Linked DNA regions of Mus musculus: all the other regions are linked to region 3. The links are chromatin loops, found by intact Hi-C in ENCODE. Cell type or tissue: heart. All regions are shown on one strand. Each heading gives the region's core, and the rest is flanking DNA. Links, peaks and the distances in the headings are about the cores only.

Region 1 (3,391 bases), core at 533-3,032, 370 kb before region 3:
TTTGGCCAGACAATCCTTGTTCACAAGTTTAGAGTAGAGCCCAGAAATCTTTCTTAGGTCATATCTTCTTCAACATTTATTTGAAGTTGTACATTTTTCTGGTTTACTTCCAAAGGGAGCCCCTCCCCCTCTCTGATAAAATTAAGACTCTGGCAAAATATCCTGTTTATCCTTTATGGACCCTGGTTTTTGACATAGTACTCACATTCCTCCATGTCACTGTGCTGATGCATTCGGTTTCTATACAACGCTAGGCCGTAAGGACTATTTTCCTGACTGACAATATGTCGGGAAACAGAGGTTCAGAGATGGAGCTCTGGCTGCCCAAAATAACACTGATCTGCTGAAGTGGGACCCGGGTCCCAGGCAATGGCTTCAGATCCTTGTCCTGTAATCACTGGGCTGCATCTTCCCCGGGTTCCCTGGGTGTCAGGTTGATCTATTCTAGGGTGGCTCTTGACTATACGAGAGAACCAAGGAGGAAAGGTGACCAAAAGAAACCCTCTCCTAGGTGACAACAGGAGCCTTGAGGATTGCGTGTCACTCACTCCAGCAGACACACAGCCTACAAAGGTCCCTGGAGAGGTAATATGACGTCCCAACTTGGAGCCCATGCTGCAGGTAGCCAGGACTAGATAGGAGTGGGGAGAGCCAGCCCCTAACTCAGTCAAAGCACTTACTGATGATGAAGGTCCAGCGAGCAGAGACCAAACAGCCAGTCCCATGAAAAGCAGCACGTGTGCTCTGTCCCGACTGTGTGAGACACGAGCGGCCTCATGGCCCTGGGCATGCTGAGCACAGAGGGAAGGTGCCCAGGAGTCCCCTGGTAAAGACAGGCCTGGCCCACGCTCTCTGAGGAGATTCTACGTGACCTCCAGCCATGCCCTGGGTATGTGATATGCACTTCAGTGCTCCCTGGTCATCTGGGGTGCCCCCCAACCCCACTGCCCTTGGATGGAAGCTTCTTCATGGGAGAGATGTCACAACCTCTTGTCCCAGACTTAAGTACCCCCTACAGGCCCTTGGTCTGTTAGGGGCTTTTTCTGTGGATTCCTGTCTCCACCCACCTCATGAGTAGTCAGTCAGCAATGATCGATGTCTGCTCACCTCAGCTGTTCCTGGCAGAATGGGATTGGAATAGGGAAATGGTTCAGAGCTGGCCGGGATGGGGTGGAATTAAGAAGGGAGTTGGTGCAAGTGAGATGGTTTAGTAGATAAAGATGCCTAAGGTAACCTGATGACGAGTTTGATACTTGGGGCCCACATGGCAGAAAGGACTTTGGGACCCGCACGACGGAAGTAGAGAACCAAAGTTTTCTCTGACCCCTCGCCCTTCCACTGTGTTATGTTTATGTGAGCGCACACATACAAACACGTACACTGTAAATAAACTAAAATGAAAAGTGCCGGGGAGTAGGGCTATGGTTCGGTGAGTAACCTGAACTTGAAGGCATTTGCTTACCAAGCCTGAAAACTTGAGATGAATTCCCAGGGTCCATGGTGAGAAGAGAGAATTGGCTCCAAGTGTTGTCTTCTGGTCCTCACAGATATGTGCAAACAAATAAATAATAGTGGTGTTGGTGGTGGTAGTGGTGGAGGTGATGATGATGGTGATGGTGATGGTGATGATGATAACTTTTAAATGAAAAGAGGAGTGTTGGCTGATAGGGCAAGATCTGGAAGGAGGCTGACACATGAGCTGCCTGTAACTCTCTGTGAGCACTTTGAACACCAGCATCTCTTTCATACAGCAGAGAGAGGACGCCTAACTTTGGAAGGATGGGCAGAACTCACTGTTGCCTCCTAAAATAAAAAGAAAGAGATCACTGGGCGCCTACATCCTTCATCTTCTCCATAGAGTGAGACTTTTCCCAGCTTTTAATGGGCCCATCTTGGGGTATGTTCTCAAAGTGACCAGCAGGGGGAGGAAGACCTCCATTTTGGTCCCAAGCGGCACTTGATGGGGAGGGACCTGTCTGAATAGGTACGCTCCAGGCCAGGTGTGACTCAGCCCAGAAAAGGAACCTGTCGTTCCAAGAAGTCTGAACTGAGCCTGGATGTTTATTTATAAAGACAATCACTATTTCCCACTCTGACTTCCTCTGAGAGTGTTTGTGATTGGGAGTCTCTCTCTCTCTCTCTCTCTCTCTCTCTCTCTCTCTGTGTGTGTGTGTGTGTGTGTGTGTGTGTGTGTGTGTGTGTGCATGTATAACCCTGTCTGTGTGCAGGGGAGTCAGCCTAAATCCTGGACTCTGGCTGTGACCACCAGGATGATCCCAAATCTTGGAGAAGGGAACTGTGGAGTCAGGGCCAGGTCCCCTTCTGCAGAGACAGAGAACATGTGCGCAGATACCTTCTGCAGGAGAGGGATCTATGAATGATTCCCATGAGGGACATTCATCTAGGATGGGCATAATCTGAGAGGCAGGCAAGAAAGGTTGACCAGGCCCCTCTCCACTGCTTTTTTGCCCCTCCTGAACCCATCCCCTCTCCCTGGACACTGACGGAAGGGTCATCTTGAATTCCTCTTCAAAATGGGGCATGGGCAGGAACCTATAGAACAAGAGGTCATTGAACCATAACCCTGTGGAAGAAAAGCCCTGGAGGAAGTCCTGACCAGGGTCAGGTGTTGGAGAGGATCAGTCCAGTGGCCTCCAGAGGAGGTGATGTAACCCAGACCTTCACCCTTTACCCTGTGTCCAAGCAGGTGACAGGAGATGGCTACACTATTACTCCTGTCCTTCAGGGTCTGGTGGCTCACATGGTAGGCCTGATAATTCAGGGCTTTACAGTTTGCCATAATTTTGAACATAAACTGATTTTGCAAGGAAGAGCAGAAAGGTGAGCTCAGAGAAACTTGTGTAAACAACCAGTGCACTGCCCACACCTGTAGATTTAAATTCTCAGGTCGAGCCTAAACTAGTTCCTTAAGTGGCCTCTGCCCCTCCCTCTGCTGTCCCAACTTCCTGAGGAACAGCAGGTCGGGTCTTGGCTTAATAACTCTGTAGCTTGTTTTGTTTCCACCTTCAGATTACACTACCTGGCTAACATCTACAGGCTTGGCTCTCAGGCAACCACATATGCAGGAGACAGGTGTACAACAGACTGCTACTGTAATCCCGTGTGGTGAGTGTGCAAATATGTCTAAAAGGCTGGTGTAGGGAGAGTGTATAAGTGTGTGCACACAGGCTGGGTGCTGGGGATGAAACCCTGAGACTACACCCTGTCCTACATCATAGCCTGGGGTGCTGGGCATTTGTCAGCTTAGGGCATCCATTCTTCCCAGGGAGGCCCAGCAAGGCAGAGGGAAGGGCTTCCAGGAGGGTCACTTCACACATGAGAGGTGTGTGATGTGTGTGGGAGATCGGGGAAAGGTGCCTTAACTCTGCCG
Region 2 (3,391 bases), core at 533-3,032, 370 kb before region 3:
AGCTACATGCAGCTATGGGCTGCACTGTTGTGGCTGCTGTGAGCTGAACTCTGTTACTCTACATGACATGAGAGCAAGCGTGACTCTCTTAACTGTTGAGCCATCTCCAGCCCCAGGATTTTTAAAACAAACAAGTATATTGATGGTTAAAATGGAGCCTCTTTCTCTGCACCCCCCGGGTATTGGTTATGGAGTGAGTGGGAGTCAGTGCTGTTTCCTGGTTCCTTACAGCCCCACAGTGGCACAGATGGAGGGCTTGGCTGTGCTGCTTGTGGGCAGGAGGGAAGCCCCAGAGAATGACCTCTTTCTAGAGCTACTGTGTACCCATGGCTTCTTTTCCATGGTGTGGTTCCCTGCCTCAACCAGCACAGTAAAGTCCTTGATTCCTGCATGTGACACTCAATTCTAAACCCACCAGCCCCCTGAGACTCTGTGATGATAGCTGTCTGGGCATTGTCTATTAGGTGGACAAGTGAAAGCTCTGGCCACATCGGTTATGATTTATTTTAATTGTCATTTTAGGGCACAGGTCTACTAGTTTGTTTGTTTGTGTCTTAGTTGGGGTTTCCGTTGCTGTGAGGAGACACCATGACCAAGGCAACTCTTATAAAGGCAAACATTTAACTGGGGCTGGCTTACAGTTTTAGAGGTTTAATCCATTATCATCATGGTAGGAAGCATGGCAGCATGTGGGCAGACATAGTGATGGAGAAGGGCCTGAGAGTTCTACATCTTGTTCCAACTGCAGTCAAGAAAGGCATCCTCAGGTCACTTGGGGGAGAGTCTCAAAGTTCACCCCCCACAGTGACACACTTCCTCTACCTCTCCTAAGAGTGCCATTCCTTGCACCAAGCATATCCAAACCACCACATTCTACCCCCTAGCCCCATAAACTTGTTCAAACATATGAGTCTATGGAGGCCATACCCAGATTAACAGAATGCAAAATATATTTAGTCCAACTTCAAAAGTCCCCATAGTCAATAGCAGTCTCAACAAGGTTAACTATCTGTTGTTCAACTGCAAACACACAAGCAATAAGCGTAGCTTGCTGAAAATCACCACTCCCTTAATCTGTTTATCTCCTCAAACACAGGATTTACCTACATCGCACTTCCCGATGCCCATTTTGTATTTTTCCTTTCTAAGCTTGCTACACTTGATCAAAACACTCTTCATGGGAGCGAACCAGAGGACAAAGTCTATGCTGGGCTTTTCTGAGACTTCTTCTGTCAATGCAATTAATCTGATTCTCTTTCTTTGCCTTCGCCTTAGCTTCAAGCAGACTCTTCAGACAAGGGCAAAAAGCAGCCACGTTCTTCAGCATAACTTCATAAGAATGTTCTCCAAGCAACATACTAAAATTCCTCTCCTCTGAAACCCCTTGAGCAAGGTCTGCACCATTCATATCACCCTCCAAACAAAAGCATGGTCAGGCCTATCATAGCAATACCCCAGTCTCTGGTACCAACTTCTGTCTTAGTTAGGGTTTCCACTGCTATGAAGAGACAAGGCAACTCTTATAAAAGCAAGCATTTAGTTGGGGTTGGCTTACAGTTTCAGCGGTTTAATCCATCATCATCATGGTGAGAAGCATGGCACTGTCTAGGCCGACTTGGTGCTGGAGAAGGAGCCGAGAGCTCTACAACTTGTTCCAACTGCAGTCAGGAGAAACTGACATCCTCCGGCCTCTAGGGGGATCTTAAAGGCCACCACTACAGTGACTCACTTCTTCCTACAAGGTCACACCTTCTAGTAATGCCACTCCCTGGGCCAATCCACACTACCACAGTTTGGCTTTGTTTTTATGAGACAAGGGTTCTCTGTGTAACCTTGGTTATTCTCAAACTCTAGCTGAAGACCTGAACTCACAGAGATCTGCCTACCTCTGCTTCCTGAGTGCTGGGATTAAAGAAAAGCCTGTGTCACCACCACCACCCAGCTTTTTTTTTTTTTCCAATTTATTTATTTTTATTTTGTGAGCATTGGTTTTTTGGTCTGCCTGCCTGTCTGAAGATGTCAGATCCTCTGGAACTGGAGTTACAGACAATTGTGAGCTGACATGTGGGCGCTGGGAATTGAACCCAGATCCTCTGGAAGAACAAACATTGCCCGTAACCACTGAGCTAACTCTCCAGCCCCTAACTGCTGCTATTTTTTTTTTAAAGCTTGCTACAAGCCATATGTTGCTACGTCCTGAGTATGCCACCCCATCCAGCTCACGGTTACCATATCTCTTGACTACAGCAAGAGGCCAGGCAGGGTAGCTGACAGGCAGGGCAGCTGACTGACATCATCTAGGCGTGAGTAGGCACACACTATTGTTTGCTCAATAGGAGAAGCACCCAATGGCACAATGATTTCCATCCTTAAGCAGAGATGGCTGTAATGTTTCTCATGCAATAGCTGATGAAGGTACAGAGGAACACAGAGGGACTCAAACCCACATACTATGGTAGGGGAGTGTGGGCATAAGAACCCTCAGACTCAAATCCCCAACACACACACACACACACACACACACACACACACACACACACACACACAGAGCAGCTAGGTAGTTTTAGACTTGTCCTTGACTTCATAGTCATATGGCCAACCGTGTGTGTGGGGGGTGGTGAATCTCAAAGAAACAAACTAAAAAGAAGAAACTGCCCTGATACATTCATTTGCTGCTAATTGGACAAACCCAGTCACATGACCATACCTAAGTGGATGGAAGTCTGGGAAATGTAGTCCTCCAGGGTTTTGTGTGTGTGTGTGTGTGTGTGTGTGTGTGTGTGTGTGTGTGTGGTGGGGAATACTGGAAGATGTATGTATCTTACCATGAGAAGACTGTTAACTGGAGCCTCAGAAGCACAGTACGTACAGTACGTAGTGGAGTCTGGAACATACATACACAACACCCACCTCCACCCACCCACCCACCCTCACTCACCCCCAGCCCCTCTTCTTCCAAACCCAGATAGTCTGGGATGTGCGATGACTTCTCTTGAGCCACCATGACCATTCCCATCGTCATACTCTTACTTTTAACCCCACCAGACTCCCAGAATCAGCTAGAAACTTTTTTTTTTCAGAATATGAAAATTTATTCCTATGTTTCCATTGTCAAATTTTATGATCTTGGCCGTTCTTTCTTGCCTTTGTATAGAGCCAACAGAGAAACATTGGCTACTTTAACCACCTTAAAGCGGACTCCAGGAACATCACCTACAGCATGACCTTTTCGACCAAATCCAGCAACCGGAACTTCATCATTTTCCTCAATGAAGTTCAGGCAGCCATCATTGGGCACGAACGCTGTGATCTTCTTGCCGTTTTTAATGAGCTGCACCCTGACGCGCTTCCTGATGGCAGAATTTGGCTGTTTGACCTCAACCCCTACTTT
Region 3 (3,406 bases), core at 593-3,092:
TCAGAGTAGAAACGTGGTTATTCCTGATGCAGGGATGTCAGTAACCTGAAAGACGTTTTTCATTAAGTGTTACAGGAGTTCTGTTGTTTGAGAGGATGGCATAAAGTTAATATGTTAACCTTAACCTCTGTCTCCTTGGCCTGTTTTAAACAGGCTCATCTAGCTTTTTCTTGCTGCCTACTAAATTAATTACAATCCACAGAGAAAAGGGAGCACCATGCTCTTATGTTTGTATTTCCTAACAGATCACAGCTAAGAACATCAGACAGCACTCATCCCTCTCTGCCTTCTCCTTTCCCTTCTGTAGGGACTCACGTGATGGAAGGTTCTGGACGGATGGTAGTGACTGCTGTGGGGGTCAACTCCCAGACTGGAATCATCTTCACCCTCTTAGGAGCTAGTGAGGAAGAAGATGATGATGACAAGAAGAAGAAAGGTAAGGGGCGTGCCGAATGAGATTCTCTCATCCCTGTGACTGAACTAAAGGTCGGAGAGCAGATCCAGACGGAAGAGCTGTTAGGAAAGTCTGCCGGGACAAAGCAACAGATACCCAGCCTCCTAGGCAAGATGCAAATGTCAGTTGTGAGGCTGGAGAGGTGGCTCGGTAGTTAAGAGCACATATTCTTGCAAAGGACCGGGTTCAGTTTTCAGGCCCCACATTGGCAGCTAACAACCATCTACAGCTCTCTAGTTCCAGGGAATCCTGTGCTTTCTTCTGGCCTGTGTGGACACCAGGCAAACCCATGGTACATAGACATATATGAAGGTACACACACGTGCATACACACACACTCGTCGACCTTGTGTCTCTGAGGAGCACCAATGAAAACCATCGAACCCTGACTCAAATCCCTCAGGTCAGATTGCATTTCCTCAGTCCCTGTGTCTTCGGTAGGTTGTGAGGGGTAGCCCAGCCTGAAAGAGCAGGCAAGAGCTCCAGCCAAACTGCCTCCATGACGTCCTCCTCTTCCCTTCCCTTCTTCCTCAAGGACTGAGGGGTAAAAATGAACTATCCCAGCTAAGAGGGAAGTGACTTAAAGCAAAACATGGATCCCACAGAAACTGTGGGCTCTCCGCTGAAGACAGGCACAGCTGGAAGATAGGGAGCCAAGAGACTATGTTCATCCCGCAATTACCCTAGTCTTGGTCACTCACTTCTTCCTGAGGTAGGAACATCAGGAGAAAGAGACCCAGATGTGAAAGCCAGACTCAGGCCTTTTTTTGAGCATTCCTTCTTCCTGTGGGAAGAAAAGGGTTTCTAGCACTTGGCTGAGAATCATCTGAGGTACTTAGTAGAGAGAAGCTTATGAAAGAGTAACACTCTCTCAGAACCCAACTATTCATTTTTACAGCTGCCCTCAGCTGAACACCTAGAAAGCTTGCCTAGGGCCTGTTGAATTGACCTGAAGATGCATTTTAGGGCCTCGCCACAGACAGCTATCTCCAGCCTCTCTCTCCCTAACTCCCACCCTCATTTTCTCAAGAGCTGTGACTCAAGACAGGAGCATCCTCCCTCCTAGCTGCAGGAGAAGCTCAGGCATGACCGTGTGTGCAGCTGTCTGATGCTTGGCTCCCAGGGATCCATTTGAATCGAGATAGGAAGGATGACTGAGCAGAGACGTGAGCTTCCGTTCCAAGTATCTCCCTGCCCCGCAGACCTCCTCCTTCACTGTCACCCTTCTGTGCTGGGAAAGGACAGAATTGGATATCAGATCATCTCTTTATTCTAGTTACTTTGGGTCTCCACCCCGCTTTTTCTTTCTTGTTCAAACAGGTAAAAAACAAGGAGCCCCTGAAAATCGCAACAAAGGTAACCTCTCCACCCACTCACGTTCCATCTCTACCTGCCACGCTCAAACCAGACCTCTCCAGGCCATCTGCCTCCCTGCCCTCTCCATAATCTGTTATCTGCTGCTGTGGCCCAGTGCCTCATCCTGAGGATGGTGCAGAGATCTGGGGGTGGGCTTCAGGCAGAACAGCAGCACCCTCTGCTGTTAGCTTGAGGAAGCAATGTCCACAATTCTTTGGTACCGATCCGCTCTTCTCAGCGCTGAGCTCTGCTTCACTGTCCGCGGCAGCGGCAGTTTCTGGGTTGGAAGTCACGGTGGAAGGTGTTGGCCAGGCAGTCCCTGCACCCTCCTCTGCTAGCCGCCTCATGGGTGTCTTCTGGTTTGTATTTCTTCTCTGTTCGTCTGCTCTGAGGCTTTGGAAAGAGACATTTCCCTCTGCCTCTCTGCCCACTTCTTTCTTTGTTCTCACCACAGTCTGTTTTGTTCCTCCTGATATGGTTTGTGTTTCTCTTGGTGGCTGTGTCTGCATCCCATCTCCGTCTTGTTTGTGCATCCGACAGAAGAGACCGTAACTCAGGAGGGAGTTCCTAAGCAAACAGTGACGTTGGAGGGGGACGGGGACCAGCAGGAAGTAGTCTTGACATGGCTCCTAAAGTAGTTTTTCCCCCATTACACACATCATAGTATTCTTCAGAAATAAAGTCACCATATTGGATCACCCGGGCTTAAGGAGAAAGAACTTGAATTTCAGGTCTCTTTATTCTTCTTCCAAAGGGGAAATCCTGGGTTTGATGTGCCCGTGCTCTCTGCTTTGCCTTCCTCTGTGTCTTTAGAGCAGCTTCTATTCTTCACCCCACCCCCGCCCCAAAATACTCAACTCAGGTCCTGCTCTGTACCTCCTTCTTCCCTTGTCCTTCAACTTTTATAGAAGCTGAAAAATAACTTTGGTCTTGGGAGGGGTGGGGTGAGCATCTGTCTTTCTTCCCTGATTGGGGGAAGTGGGTTTTAACAGAATAGACTAGGGCCCTTATGTTCTAGAAACATCAGCCCTTTGATCCCTTTCTACAGTAAACATTCCCTGTTTTAAGGTCTGGATTCCAGAGAGGATGCTTAGTAAGGGGATAGATGGCCTCCATGGTGTGATCAATCCCCTTGTTGCTATAAACCTGGCCTGTGGCTCTGAGGGATGCCAGGAAGTTGTGGTAAAGAGAAAATCCAGACCGAGAAGCATCTTCGACCTCATCTCCAGTTGTCAGACATGTCCCAAAGGCCCTAGTGGAGTCCTGTGTCTGGCATGGGTGAGGACCAGTCAGGGGTCTAAGGAACATTCCAGGAAGAGACAGAAGGGCATCTTGCCTTCCACCTGCCTGCCATCCACTGCTATATTCTTGCCTGCTCACTTGCTCTGTCCGTGTGTCTACCCTAGCAAAGACCCAGGATGGAGTGGCCTTGGAAATCCAGCCACTCAACAGCCAAGAGGGGCTCGACAGTGAGGACAAGGAGAAGAAAATAGCCAGGATACCCAAGAAAGAGAAGTCGGTGCTGCAAGGCAAACTCACACGCCTGGCTGTGCAGATCGGGAAGGCGGGTGAGTGGTTAAGCCTGCCTCCCATTGC

The links. Peaks named below come from ENCODE experiments on the same cell type or tissue, not always from the same donor. Only the 100,000 strongest peaks of a DNase experiment are listed, where the experiment ranks them.
Region 1: it touches region 3 in a loop (2.9-fold over the local background); 7 of 42 quality-filtered maps call a loop at or near these places.
Region 2: a loop joins it to region 3, with 2.4 times the contacts of the local background. A loop is called at or near these places in 7 of 42 quality-filtered maps.

What each region holds. Positions count from the first base shown.
Region 1 is chr1:134,105,489-134,108,879 of GRCm38, reverse strand. No RefSeq gene overlaps it. Among named protein-coding and RNA genes, the nearest start is that of Chit1, 4.1 kb to the left of the region's middle. In heart, for the core only: a CTCF peak has its summit at 1,913 (motif pointing right); DNase peaks (open chromatin) are centred at 819 and 2,009; H3K27ac peaks cover 62 bases; H3K27me3 peaks cover 421 bases.
Region 2 is chr1:134,109,527-134,112,917 of GRCm38, reverse strand. Chit1 (chitinase 1 (chitotriosidase)) reads right to left here and starts at 1,676. Exons shown (of 12, transcript NM_001284525.1): 1 at 1,556-1,676. It also overlaps the pseudogene Gm8618. In heart, for the core only: CTCF peaks have their summits at 1,460 and 1,662; no DNase peak of the experiment used is centred there.
Region 3 is chr1:133,735,020-133,738,425 of GRCm38, reverse strand. Atp2b4 (ATPase, Ca++ transporting, plasma membrane 4) reads left to right here. Exons shown (of 20, transcript NM_213616.4): 5 at 308-436; 6 at 1,775-1,810; 7 at 3,217-3,378. Among named protein-coding and RNA genes, the nearest start is that of Mir6903, 10 kb to the right of the region's middle. In heart, for the core only: a CTCF peak has its summit at 1,993 (motif pointing left); a DNase peak (open chromatin) is centred at 1,895; H3K4me3 peaks cover 394 bases; H3K27ac peaks cover 624 bases; H3K27me3 peaks cover 248 bases.